Regions from separate parts of the Homo sapiens genome. Here region 1 is linked to region 2. A link is a contact called in ENCODE Hi-C or POLR2A ChIA-PET data. All regions are on one chromosome and are shown on one strand. The core of a region is the stretch at or near the end of the contact, and the rest is flanking DNA. Distances in the headings are between cores, read along the strand shown.

The links. Hi-C counts contacts between places; a loop is a spot of excess contacts on that map. ChIA-PET counts read pairs that join two places held with the same protein, here RNA polymerase II (POLR2A). Pooled maps may share reads with other maps.
Region 1: a map of B cell shows a loop between it and region 2 (3-fold over the local background). The contact joins two enhancer-like sites. A Hi-C loop is called at or near these places in 1 of 168 maps with a recorded cell type or tissue (B cell), 10 of 37 single-sample maps with no recorded cell type and 5 of 50 pooled maps. POLR2A ChIA-PET finds 5 or more read pairs at or near these places in 1 of 52 experiments (activated CD4-positive, alpha-beta T cell).

The regions. Positions count from the first base shown.
Region 1 is chr2:224,023,309-224,029,082 of GRCh38, forward strand. All of the region lies in intron 1 of SERPINE2 (serpin family E member 2), which reads right to left. Among named protein-coding and RNA genes, the nearest start is that of SERPINE2, 13 kb to the right of the region's middle. RefSeq lists enhancers at 2,814-2,873, 2,934-2,983, 3,375-4,014, 4,015-4,653. Within about 2 kb of position 2,748, at least 4 of the 41 ENCODE cell types and tissues checked have a DNase peak (open chromatin) inside an H3K27ac peak, as active enhancers do.
Region 2 is chr2:223,892,956-223,898,597 of GRCh38, forward strand. It overlaps WDFY1 (WD repeat and FYVE domain containing 1), which reads right to left. Exons shown (of 12, transcript NM_020830.5): 7 at 2,549-2,675; 8 at 1,279-1,384. Among named protein-coding and RNA genes, the nearest start is that of WDFY1, 50 kb to the right of the region's middle. RefSeq lists enhancers at 2,773-2,832, 2,843-2,992, 3,003-3,062, 3,804-3,863, 3,984-4,183. Within about 2 kb of position 3,981, at least 5 of the 41 ENCODE cell types and tissues checked have a DNase peak (open chromatin) inside an H3K27ac peak, as active enhancers do.

The DNA of each region.
Region 1 (5,774 bases), core at 1,498-3,997, 130 kb after region 2:
CTGCTTCATGCTGGGGATCTCCCTCAGTGATGCCATCTAAGCAGCCAGTGTCTCTGACACCATACAAATAAAATGCAGCACCATTTGGTGATCCAGCCTATGTTTATTCTTCTCCCTTTGGCAACAGACACTATTTACTTACTATCTTTCCCAGAGCAATAGAGGGAAGCCAGGAAAGTGCTGAGCTTGTATTCTACAACCTGAGAAGGAAGTAAGGGAAAGGAAGAGCTCAGTGCAGCTAAATCAGCTTCCTAACACATTTAAGTCTACAGGTAGGTTCATTTAAGCAGTTCAGAAACTTTTAAAAAGGTTCAGAAGAAATAAAACAGAGAACATCTTTCCTACCCTCCCTCCAAATATATCAAAGGTGTCATATTAAAATACATGGATTCCAGTAGTACACATGGACTAAACATTTCCCATCTTTTATTAGGTGACTAAAGGGCTACTTTGAGATATGTTTTGGCACCCACAAAAGTAATCCTGTGACACTGGGTAGACATTCTTTTCTTTTTCAGTTCTCCATTCTGGCTCTTGTAATCAAGGTGGGTTTCTTGCACCAAGCCTCTCTACCCAGGCCTGTTGTAAGAAACCCATGCAGCTTTGGTCCATCCATATCCTTCAGTGTAACTTTTTGGCATGAATTACACATAAAACAGTGACCCAGAAAGAGTTTGAACTGGGTACAAGAGGTGGGTGGTCCCTGGTTCCCACATTTTGACTTCTGGGGAAAAATGATATGAGCCATTTTCCAAAATATAGTAAGTAAATAAAAATATATGTATCTGTAGGCACAAGGTATAGAAATACTTCTAAAGTAGGAAAAGGGAATGAGGGATGGGGAAGATATGAGAAGACAACTTCCACTTTAAGAAAGGTTCCTGTGCTTTTATCTCCAACTCTTTGCGCCTTTTGCTTTCTTCCTTCAGTACAAAGAGTTTGCAAAGAAAATCTCAAAAAAATTTTGTAAAAAGGTGATCACTGCCCACCTCTTCCTGCCAAGCAAGCACCTATCAAACGAAAAAAGTTCTTCAAAGCTCAGAAACCATGTTAAGTGATGGGAAACATGGTTCCGAACCTGGATTTAGTCACCCAGCTACTGAGCTTCGTCCTGTAACCTGACTCCATTTCCTTTGCTACAGTTGATGCTAATGCCTTGTGAAGGGATTTAAGGGCCAGGGGACGTTTGCTATTTCCCAGAAGAAACCTATGCCCATTTAACACTACTGTGGAACAGGCCTGTTGTCTAGTCCTGGGCCTGCCTGCAATGGGTAAGTCACATACCTGATCTGCAACTCAGTTTCCTCATCTATAAGATCAGTGATAAGCCTCCTTCCCCACCAATGAACTTCAGAGAGCTGCTATGAGGATTACGCGAAGATGCTGAAGAACAAGTCAATAACTCTTAGGTTCCACAGAACTTTTCTTCACAAGACCCGCCTGCTGCCCTGCTGCCAACATCCAAAGCTAAGATAGGAGAACAGGGACTTCTAGAATTAAAAGTCAATGACAATGGAAGTTCTCCTTCTCAGCTTTATCTAACCTCTGGTATAAGAAACTGCACCAACGAATCTTTAGGGATGAAGGGGGCTGAGCTTCTTTTTGTCATGAAGTTGCATTTTATAGGGGAGAACATCTCCCCAGTTACTCACAGCCAATTATGGAGACAATGATCCCCAACAATGGGGCTGGTGAGTAGCTGCACAGAAGATGGGGGAAGAAACTTTCATAAAGCCCCTACTATGTGCACAGCTCTGTGAACACATCATTTCACAGACTCTTACACACAGAGATGCAGAGAGGTTGGGGAACCTGCCCACATCACACAGAAAAAAAAGAGAGCACACGGGGGTACCCACCACAAGACTGGCACGGCCAAGGGCTTCTCCCAGGGACAGGTCACCTGCCCGCCCCTTGCCCAGTCCCCTGGGTCTCTTTTCATTCCCTCAGAGTGCAGGATTGGCACTAACCCCATTCCCCAGCTTTCACCTCTCTTTTTCCTCCCAGATGTATAAGTGTGTTTCCAGCACATCTGACCAACTTCTCCCACATTGCAAGAGTGAGGCTCCCCTCCTCCAGCGTTAATTCTTTATTTCTTTGATTAACTTCTAATTCCCATGCATGCTTGGATATAGGGCATCCCCCAGATAAGACAGCCCTCTTCTTTTCCCAATGAGAAAATCCCTACCCCCTACAAATTTTGGTCAATCTGCCCAAATAAACTTTATGACTCACATGAAATCACATACCCTATGAGTTAGAAATAGTACTTTTCATTCCATGTCCACCTTCCATGAAGCAATTTAGCTCACAGTCTTCCCAGGTAGTGTCCACATGCCTGTCCTCAATTTGTGAGTTGTGTAACCATTCTTCTAAGCACAGCACCTCCTTACCTTCCAAGTTGCCTATCACACAGCACTTTTCAAAACGATGTGCAACACTGCCACTGAAACACCTACCCTAGGCCATCAGAAGCCCTTCAGAGTGACCAAGAAAGTTGCCCTCAGAGGCAAAAATATATTGACGATCCACACAGCATATTAGTGATCGTGTTACTTTTAAAGTGACCTTCAATGGTCTTAATAAAATTTCAAATGACAGAGGGCAGCTAGCTCTTCAGGAAACCCATTTCCTCTTCTTGCCAACCGCAGAGCTGGGCTACATTTCCTAGCCTTCAAGGTAGGTGGGCGTGACCATAAGGCTGAACTGTTCTTAATGAAATAGGAGAAGTGACACATTCCACTCCCAGGCCTAGCCTATCAAAATCTCCCATATGCAGTCCTCCATGATCTTTCTGCTTCCGCCAGTTCAATGCTGACAAGTACGTGACCTTAGCAGCTGCCTGTTAAATAAAGTGGAACCACAGACAGGAAGAGGCTGGGTCGCCAAATCACCAGGTTTCACATAAACACGCCCACTTCGGGCTTTATACAAGTGGAAAATAATCTTCCATCATGTTTGAGTCACGGTACATATTTGGGTTTATTTGTTACAACAACTAGCACTACCTTAACTAATTCAACGTTCAATATCTGGCAACTCTGAAGTTATAACCTCAAGAACAAGTACTAAATCTGTATTCAATTTCTTTGCCTCTCTTTTTTAAAATTTAACCCCTTTTCATGAAGCAACCTCGATAAGCATTCATAATATGCATTGACTGAGAGAATTTCAGGCGAATTTGCCTTCCCCATCTGTTCTCAGCCAGTCACTCATGGATCTCATCTATCTAGTTTTTTTGCGAACTCTTAATGATTTTGTAAGGACCCTACTAGACGGCAACTCCCTTTCTGAAGAACAATTTTGAGGAAATTTTTTGCTTCAGACACAGTTTCCAAGCCGGGACACTCTTTTCCATAGAGAAACTTCTGTATTTCAGTGCCTTTTCGTGACATACTCAGAAATTGCTCAGGTACCATTTTCAGCTTATGTGCCTGGCCCAGAAGGGATCAGGCCTTAACACAGGCTTGTGTATTCCCGTGTCTTGCTGTCATAGATATTTAATGCTTCACACCTTTCCAAAGTTGTCCATGAAAACTTTTGTCTTCCTTTCTAGGGAATTAATCTCTCCTCTGTGAAGGAGTTACCTGTTTTTCTTCAGCCATAAAGAGCACGTCAGAGACTAAATAGCCAACTCTTAGCTGGTACAAATCAATAAATACCAATTCTACAAAGTTTCGGGCAAAAAGGATTTAGTGGAGAGTCAAGTAAAAGAAAAAATGAGGACGGTTGTGCCCAGGAGGGCTACCTAGACACTGGTGTTTACCAGCTATGTGCCAACATTTCCCTCTGCAGAGAGATTTACCTCTGGCACAAAGTAGTAACTGACACTTAAGTCACTTCTCTGCATGAAGGGCTTGGCATTAGCACTACTGAGCCCCCCTGCTGGCTGTCTGAAAGCTGGGCGTTACTCCCCTAATCTCGCATAGGAGGACACCTGTCACTCACCCAGATTCCTCAGCTACAGAACCATCTTGGGCTATCAGCCTCTCACGTGGTGAGGCAATGCACAGAAAGCACTTTCCTGGCCCATGGCTCGCATGGGCATCAGGGACTGCTGCAGTCTTCAGGGTCACAGACTGCTCTCCTGGTGTCCTGTCCTAACTGAGAGGGAGGGGAGGGGACTTCCACGCAGCCTTCCCCAACAGTTCAGTCCACACTGACCACTGCCAGCTTGACCTCCCAAACATGTCACTGGTATCAACTCATTTTGGCAACTGATTATTGATCCAGTACAGGACTTAGGGACAAGGTGGGAGTGGTAGAAGTGGTTGGGTCTGGTGGAGGAATATTTTATCACCATGATAATAAAAAAAACTGAGGTAATTTCATTTTTGCTTTCAGATCCTCTACAGACAATGCTCCCTGATTGCCTCCCCCTCCCCCATACCATATGCCACTGTTCTAGACTATCTCAAATTGTTATTAAATATCATGGATGTGCCCTTTCTACCTAAATAAACCCCTCAAAGATTGGCCTGTTTTGCAGATACTTCTGTGCCCCTCTAAGCACCTCTTACAGAGTAAGTGCTCAAAAACTAGCTCTTCAGCTGCACGTCACCCAAATACAACAGGCTGCCACCTTCAACTTCCTTCTTGTCCTGTGTGGGGTGTATACATTAAGAACAAGTCTTGTGGACTCTCTTTTACCCTCTAGAATGAATCTTCCTCGAGAACACAGGAGTGAATACAGAGACGACACAATAGAGAAAAAGAGCATGAATCAGCCATGGGACTCTAGGATCGGGTTGTAAGAGCCACCAAGTTATGTGGGCCGCTAAGGGCTAACCAAGGGTGAGTGGCAGGTGATGGCAGTTCTGTCATCAAACTGTACCCAGACTTGGCATCTGGAGAGGTAACAGGTGACAGGAGTCAAAGACGTGAATTCTCAACCTGCCACAGCCCTGCCTTTGCCAAGCAACTTGAGTCACTGTATTTCCTATTTCCCATTTCCCTGCATGTTAACTGGGGACACTGTGATCTTTCTCTGCAAGGAGGGTAATATCCTCATCATTCTCTATTCTCTAGCTATGGAAATAAAGCACAGAGAGGGAAGTATTTTGCCTAAAGCCACACACTACTAAGTGTGGACCTGGGGTTTGAAACCAAGTTTGTTTGACCTCTAAACTCATCCTCTGCCCAGCAATGCTCTGACCTTCAATCTGTGAGGCCGTGCATCACTGCTCAGCCACATGGCTTAGCCTCAATCATTCCTGAAGATAGCGTTTCAGGATCCAAAGTGTCCACCACAGAGAGACACAGACCCGGAGTCTATATCCCATCAGTGGGAATCGGAGCCGGGTGTTCTACACACCTGAATCTCATTTTTCTCACCTATAAACCAGGAATGATTTCTACCTTACAAGGGTTGTTAGGATTCAACAGGATCGTGTATAAAAGATGCCTAATAGTACTTGACACACTGATGATGCATAATTTTCCACTTCCCTCTCCCCTTGGAAGTACTTTTTGGGCTCCTCTGTGCCAGCTATGGTGGGAGGAGCCCAAAAGAATAAGATACTCCACTTGCAGGTTCCTAACAGGGCAGAGAAAACACACGCAGAACCAGAACACAAGGTAGAGAGCAGTACACAAGCACAATTTTGCCACTGTACATGTAAAAAATGTACTTGCCCCACTCGTAGAAATTTTAGGCTAAGAAGTGACATATGCATTGGAAAAACTATGTCTTCATACTTTCCACTATGCTAAATTAATTCAAATTAGTATGATCAGAACTTTGATATTCATGATTTACCACCTTGCTGCACAAG
Region 2 (5,642 bases), core at 2,731-5,230:
ATCTAAAATCTTCTCTGGAATCAACTTTTTTGCTAACAACATCGTAAGTTGTAGATGTCACTTAGAAAAGAAAGATAATGACAGTACAGGCAGAGATGAGAATGGAAACCTTGATTGGAAATCATTTGACGACATCTATAAAAAGCCTTAAGAATGTATATATCCTTGGACCCAGAAGGTCTATTTCCAGAAATTTGTCTGAAATAAATAATTGATCAATCACACAATGACAAGGTCAAGAATATTCACTGCAGCATTCTTCAAAATATTTAAAAAAGAGAATGTACACAGTGCCTCATGCCTATAATCCCAGCAATTTGGGAGACTGAGGCAGGAGGATTGCTTGAGCCCAGGAGTTTGAGACCAGCCTAGACGATACAGCAAGACCCTGTCTCTACCAAAAAAAAAAAAAAAAAATTGAAAAATAAGCTGTGCATGGTAGTGTATGCCTGTAGCCCCAGCTACTCAGGAAGCTGAAGTGGGAGGATCGCTTAAGCCTGGGAGGTTGAGGCTGCAGAGAGCCAAGATCATGCCACTGCACTCCAGCCTGGGTGACAAAGCAAGACCCTGTCTCAAAAAAAAAAAAGAGAGAGAGAGATTGTTTAGACAATTAGACTGTCTGTCTAAAGAACTGGAAGACAACTGAGAAGTCATTTCATTCCACAATTCCACTTTATGTAGGAGGGAACAGATACTTAGAGAAATTAAGGCACTTAACCAAATAAGGTCTCACAACTAGTTAGTGGCCGAACCAAGTTAGAAATTAGGTCACCTGAAAAGAATACTATGTCGACATGGCCTCAGTGAACTAGAACTCAATGGGAAGTAAAAGCAGAGAAATGGAAATATATTTTCCCAGAAACCTGTCAAGTGTTTAGCTATGTCCCTGACAGCAGTCACTGATGCATCTCTCAGGGTTTCCTACAGGAATGCTACGGGACCACAATGGTGCTTCGGAGGACCTCTATGCAGTCCAAATCACTGGATATGCCAGAAATCTGTCTCAAAGTGTTATCTCAGTGTATTGCTCAAGGCTGAGAACCAGCCTAAACGCTGATTGTATATACTGCATGTCATTGGTAGAAACTCTCAAATGAGCAGAGGAAGCAATGCAAAATGACACAAAGGACCTTGTCAGAAATAACCCATTAGCAGAAGGGGAAGCTGGGACTGTCTGCACCTGGACCAGCATTTACAGCTTGCGGGGTGAAAAGCCAAGAAGAAGCCAGGTTCCTGGGGGTCTCCCCCGATCAGCCTGGACTTGCCCTTGTCTCTTACCTCTTCTCTGCTAACATCCATGTTCCACACTGCAATTCCGCCGTCCGAGGAACAGGAGACGAGCTGCCTGGTGAGCTGAAGGTAGCACAGCGACTGCACCTTGTCACTGCAAACAGCACACACAACAGTCACTTGTCTCCATGCGGAAAAACACAGGAACTGTCTTCATTTAGGCTCAAATTGCTCTCCTCATTAAAATCAGCAAGTGGTATTTTACCACTGACTATTTAGCATGGTAAAATGAATTCTAGTATAAACTTTACTTGGCATTTTATAACTCATAATACAGAATGATACTTTCTATAAAATATATGACTACTTTCAAATCGGTCATTAAGAATTGTAGGCCAGAGATTTGATGAGGGCTATGGTTTTTGGGACCAATCAACATGATTTCCCTTTCAGATGCATAAGATTTACCTACTTGTTCAGAAACAAGAACGAAGGAGGTATAACTCCCCTACTGACCACAATTCATATGAACAAGGAGTCAAACACCACAAAGATCACTAGTGTGCACACACAAACACACACAGACACACACAGATGGGGTAAAGACCTCTGTCCCTCCTGCATGCCTGTCATACTACCCCTTAGGATGCCCAAGGAAACAAGCTCTTGGCCTGTTATACTTGTGTATAATATGTTTCCTCAGCTAATTTTCAGCTTGACTGTGATTATAGTAACAGCTGCAGCCTAGCCAAAAAGGAAAGAAAAGAAAGCAAGGTGAAGATGTATTTCTTTTTCTTTCAGGGCTACAGGGCAAGATCCTAAATATACAATGGTATCACTCAGGTGAATTCCACTGTCAAACTAGACAACATTTCTTAATTTAATATCTTTTAGAATAAAAAAACAAAGAACAAAAAACAAGTTAGGCTCCCAGCTCAACAACAGCTTAGTATCATGTTACATGCAACCTTCCATGGTCAAAGTCCTCACCTGCATCTCTATCCTATGCCTGCCTTAATCAGATATTTCAACAGGGTGACTCCTTGAGAGAAAAAGTGGCAAGTGCTCTTTGGACTAAGGAGGAAGAAAGCCCTGCATTTGTTTTTTTGTTTGTTTGTTTGTTTTGTTTAGTTTTTTGCTACTAAACATCAGACACTCGGGGCTGACAGAAAGCAGTTAAAAGTGAACTGAGCCCTATCAATGATAATTGCCATCTTAGAACGTGGGGTTTGCAGAAAGTGGTATCAGACTATTAATGCCTTTCACTAGCTCCCCACTAACTCGGATTCTTTCCCCACCCCCACAAGTGGTCACGCACTGATGGCCCTGAAGTAACAGCGTCCGGCCTTTCCTTCCTCCGATGTCCCACATGATGATGCTGTTGTCAGATGCTCCTGAGAAGAGTAACCGCTGAATAGGGTCCCACCAGAGGCAGGCGACACTACCTAGGGATTTGTGAGAGAGAGAGAGAGAGGGAGGCAGGGGAGAAGTAAAATATAACTCTACATCAGGACGTATACATTTGACAGCTGAAGACCAAACTAGGAGCAGCTGAGTCTTTAAGCAAAAAGGTATCTTCATGGTGTACAACGGGTCATTCAACCATGCTATCATGAGTCATACAGAAGACACAGCACCATTATCCACAGTCATAAGATTACAATTTTCAATTATGCATCAAACTACTTTGGGCCGGGCATGGTGACTCACACTTGTAATCCCAGCACTTTGGGAGGCCAAGGAGGGCGAATCACTTGAAGCCAGGAGTTCAAGACTAGGCCTGGCCAACATGGTGAAACCCTATCTCTCCAAAAAAACAAATTAGCCAGGCATGGTGGCAGGCGCCTGTAATCCCAGCTACTCGGGAGGCTAAGGTGGGAGAATTGCTTGAACCCAGGAGGTGGAAGTTGCAGTGAGCCAAGATAGCACCACTGCGCTCCAGCCTGGGTGACAGAGTGAGACTCTGTCTCAAAAAAAAAAAAAAAAAAAAAAAAAAAACTGCTTGTAATACAAAGATTTTTAAAGAAGTTTTTCGTTCTTCTGTGACAAAAATTACAAAGTAGCTTACATACAAAATGTTCAGAATGAAGAAAAAAATTGCTACTAATATTTAGTGACAAAAACCAGTAAAGTTTACTGTGTCCAACCTACACAAGATAAAAAATCTAGATTATTCTGGGTCTCTGGGACATGGCAGGTGTTTTACCCCAAGATGTCTATGTTTAAGCAAATTACATTAAGTACCACAGAAAAAAGTCTGTTGTACACTACATAATTATGCCAAGTAATTTATGTGAAAAATCTGAACTTCACATTTCATACTTTATATTGGCTAACTTATCAAATTTGAAACCCTTGGGGAAATCTTTCTTTCTACAGGTATATCTTTCAGTAGGTCCTTTCCTTGTTCATCGACTGCTGTTTGTCTAGAAGAAACATTAATCAACTTAGTAAAACTGAACCAGCCACACAAGCTAATAATAATTTTGGTAGGTATATAGAAAATTAATGATGCCATATTCAAAAGCAAACAGAAACTACTTTATCACATACACTTTCCAAAAACAGAACAAAAGTAGAAACAAATATTCTGCAAAGGCTTCAGGGGTTACTTTCACATGACTTTCGACCCTGTGTAATCTATGTGCCATCCATTTCAGTTAGAGGCTTAAGAGCAGATAAATACGGTCTTTCAGCATGAAAACCAGTACCCATTCTGGTAGTTACTAGAACCCATTCTGCCTTTAGCAACCCTGAAAAAACTGGCGAGCCTGGGGGTCATGAGAGAATTAGTCATAAACAGAAAGTGGTTTCTTCACGGGCCTCTGCTTTCCTGCCCAAAGCTATTTTAACTTGCTGTTCTCTTTTCTTCTTTTCCCCTACAGGGTCCTTGATTTGATATACTCCATTTCACCTAAATAGATTACATAGAAAGCATAGTGTACATTTATTATAACTTGTTACAACTGAAACGCTTACTATGGTCATAAATAAGTCCATCATTGATTCTTTCAGCAACTCCCCAGTTCTCCATAAACCAGATGGCCTCAAAGCTTGTACTTTGTGACATATATCAGAATGTGATCTTGTGATCTGTATGAAAACTGCAATCCATTACAGCTTAGCATCTGACATAGTTTAGACATGTGTCCCCTCTAAATTTCGCATATATATATATATATATATATATATATATATATATATATTTTTTAAGACGGAGTCTCTCTCTGTCACCCAGGTTGGAGTGCAATGGCATGATCTTGGCTCACTGCAACCTCTGCCTCCCGGGTTCAAGAGATTCTCCTGCCTCAGCCTCCCTGAGTAGCTGGGACTACAGGCACCTGCCAACGTCCAGCTAATGTTTTTTGTATTTTTAGTAGAGATGGGGTTTCGCCATGTTGCCAGGCTGGTCTCAAACTCCTGACCTCAAGTGATCTGCCCAACTCAGCCTCCCAAAGTGCTGGGATTACAGGTGTAAGCCAACGGGCCCAGCCTCTAAATTTCATGTTAAACTGTAATCCCCAATGTTGCAGGTGGGGCTTGGTAGTTGGCTCATGGGGGTGGATTTCTCACGAATGGTTTAGTGCCATCCCCTTGGTGCTCTCCTTGAGTCAGTAAATGAGCTCCCTTGAGATATGGTTGTTTAAAAGTGTGTGGCACCCCCACACCCCCACTCCTGCTTTTGTCATGTGATGTGCCTGTTCACACCTCACCTTCTGCTATGACTGTAAGCTTCCTAAGGCCCTCACCAGAAGCATGCCGGCACCATGCTTCCTGTACAGCCTGTAGATCCACGAACCAATTAAACCTCTTTTCTTTATAAATTACCCAGTCTTAGATATTTCTTTACTGCAATGCAAGAATGGCCCAATACAGCATCTAATGAAACCTCTTTATTACACATGTGTATGTGGCGAGTCACTCAATACAATCAATGGACTTTAAAAACCCCTCCACAGAGCTTCACCAACCCACTGCACTACAGAAATGAAATTCCACCCAGTAATTCTTTTCCCTCAGTCCCTACACAGGGTATGTTTCCCAAGCAGAGGCTGAACCAGCCCACACATTTCTTCTAATTGTATTTATCAGGTCTTGCTCAGGGGCTTAGAAACTGACAAATTTTTTTAAAGTAATAACAACAATTCTTCCAAAAGGTTTTTACCAGTTAGAAGTAATTTTAAAGGTCTTCCCAGCACAATAACTTATTTTATTTTTATTTCTATTTTTTTGAGACAGAGTCTCACTCTGTCACCCAGGCAGGAGTGTAGTGCTGTAATCTCGGCTCACTGCAACCTCTGCCCCCCAGGTTCAAGTGATTCTCCTGCCTCAGCCTTCCGAGTAGCTAGGGGTGGAATTACAGGTATGCGCCACCATGCCTGGCTAATTTTTGTATTCTTAGTAGAGAGGCA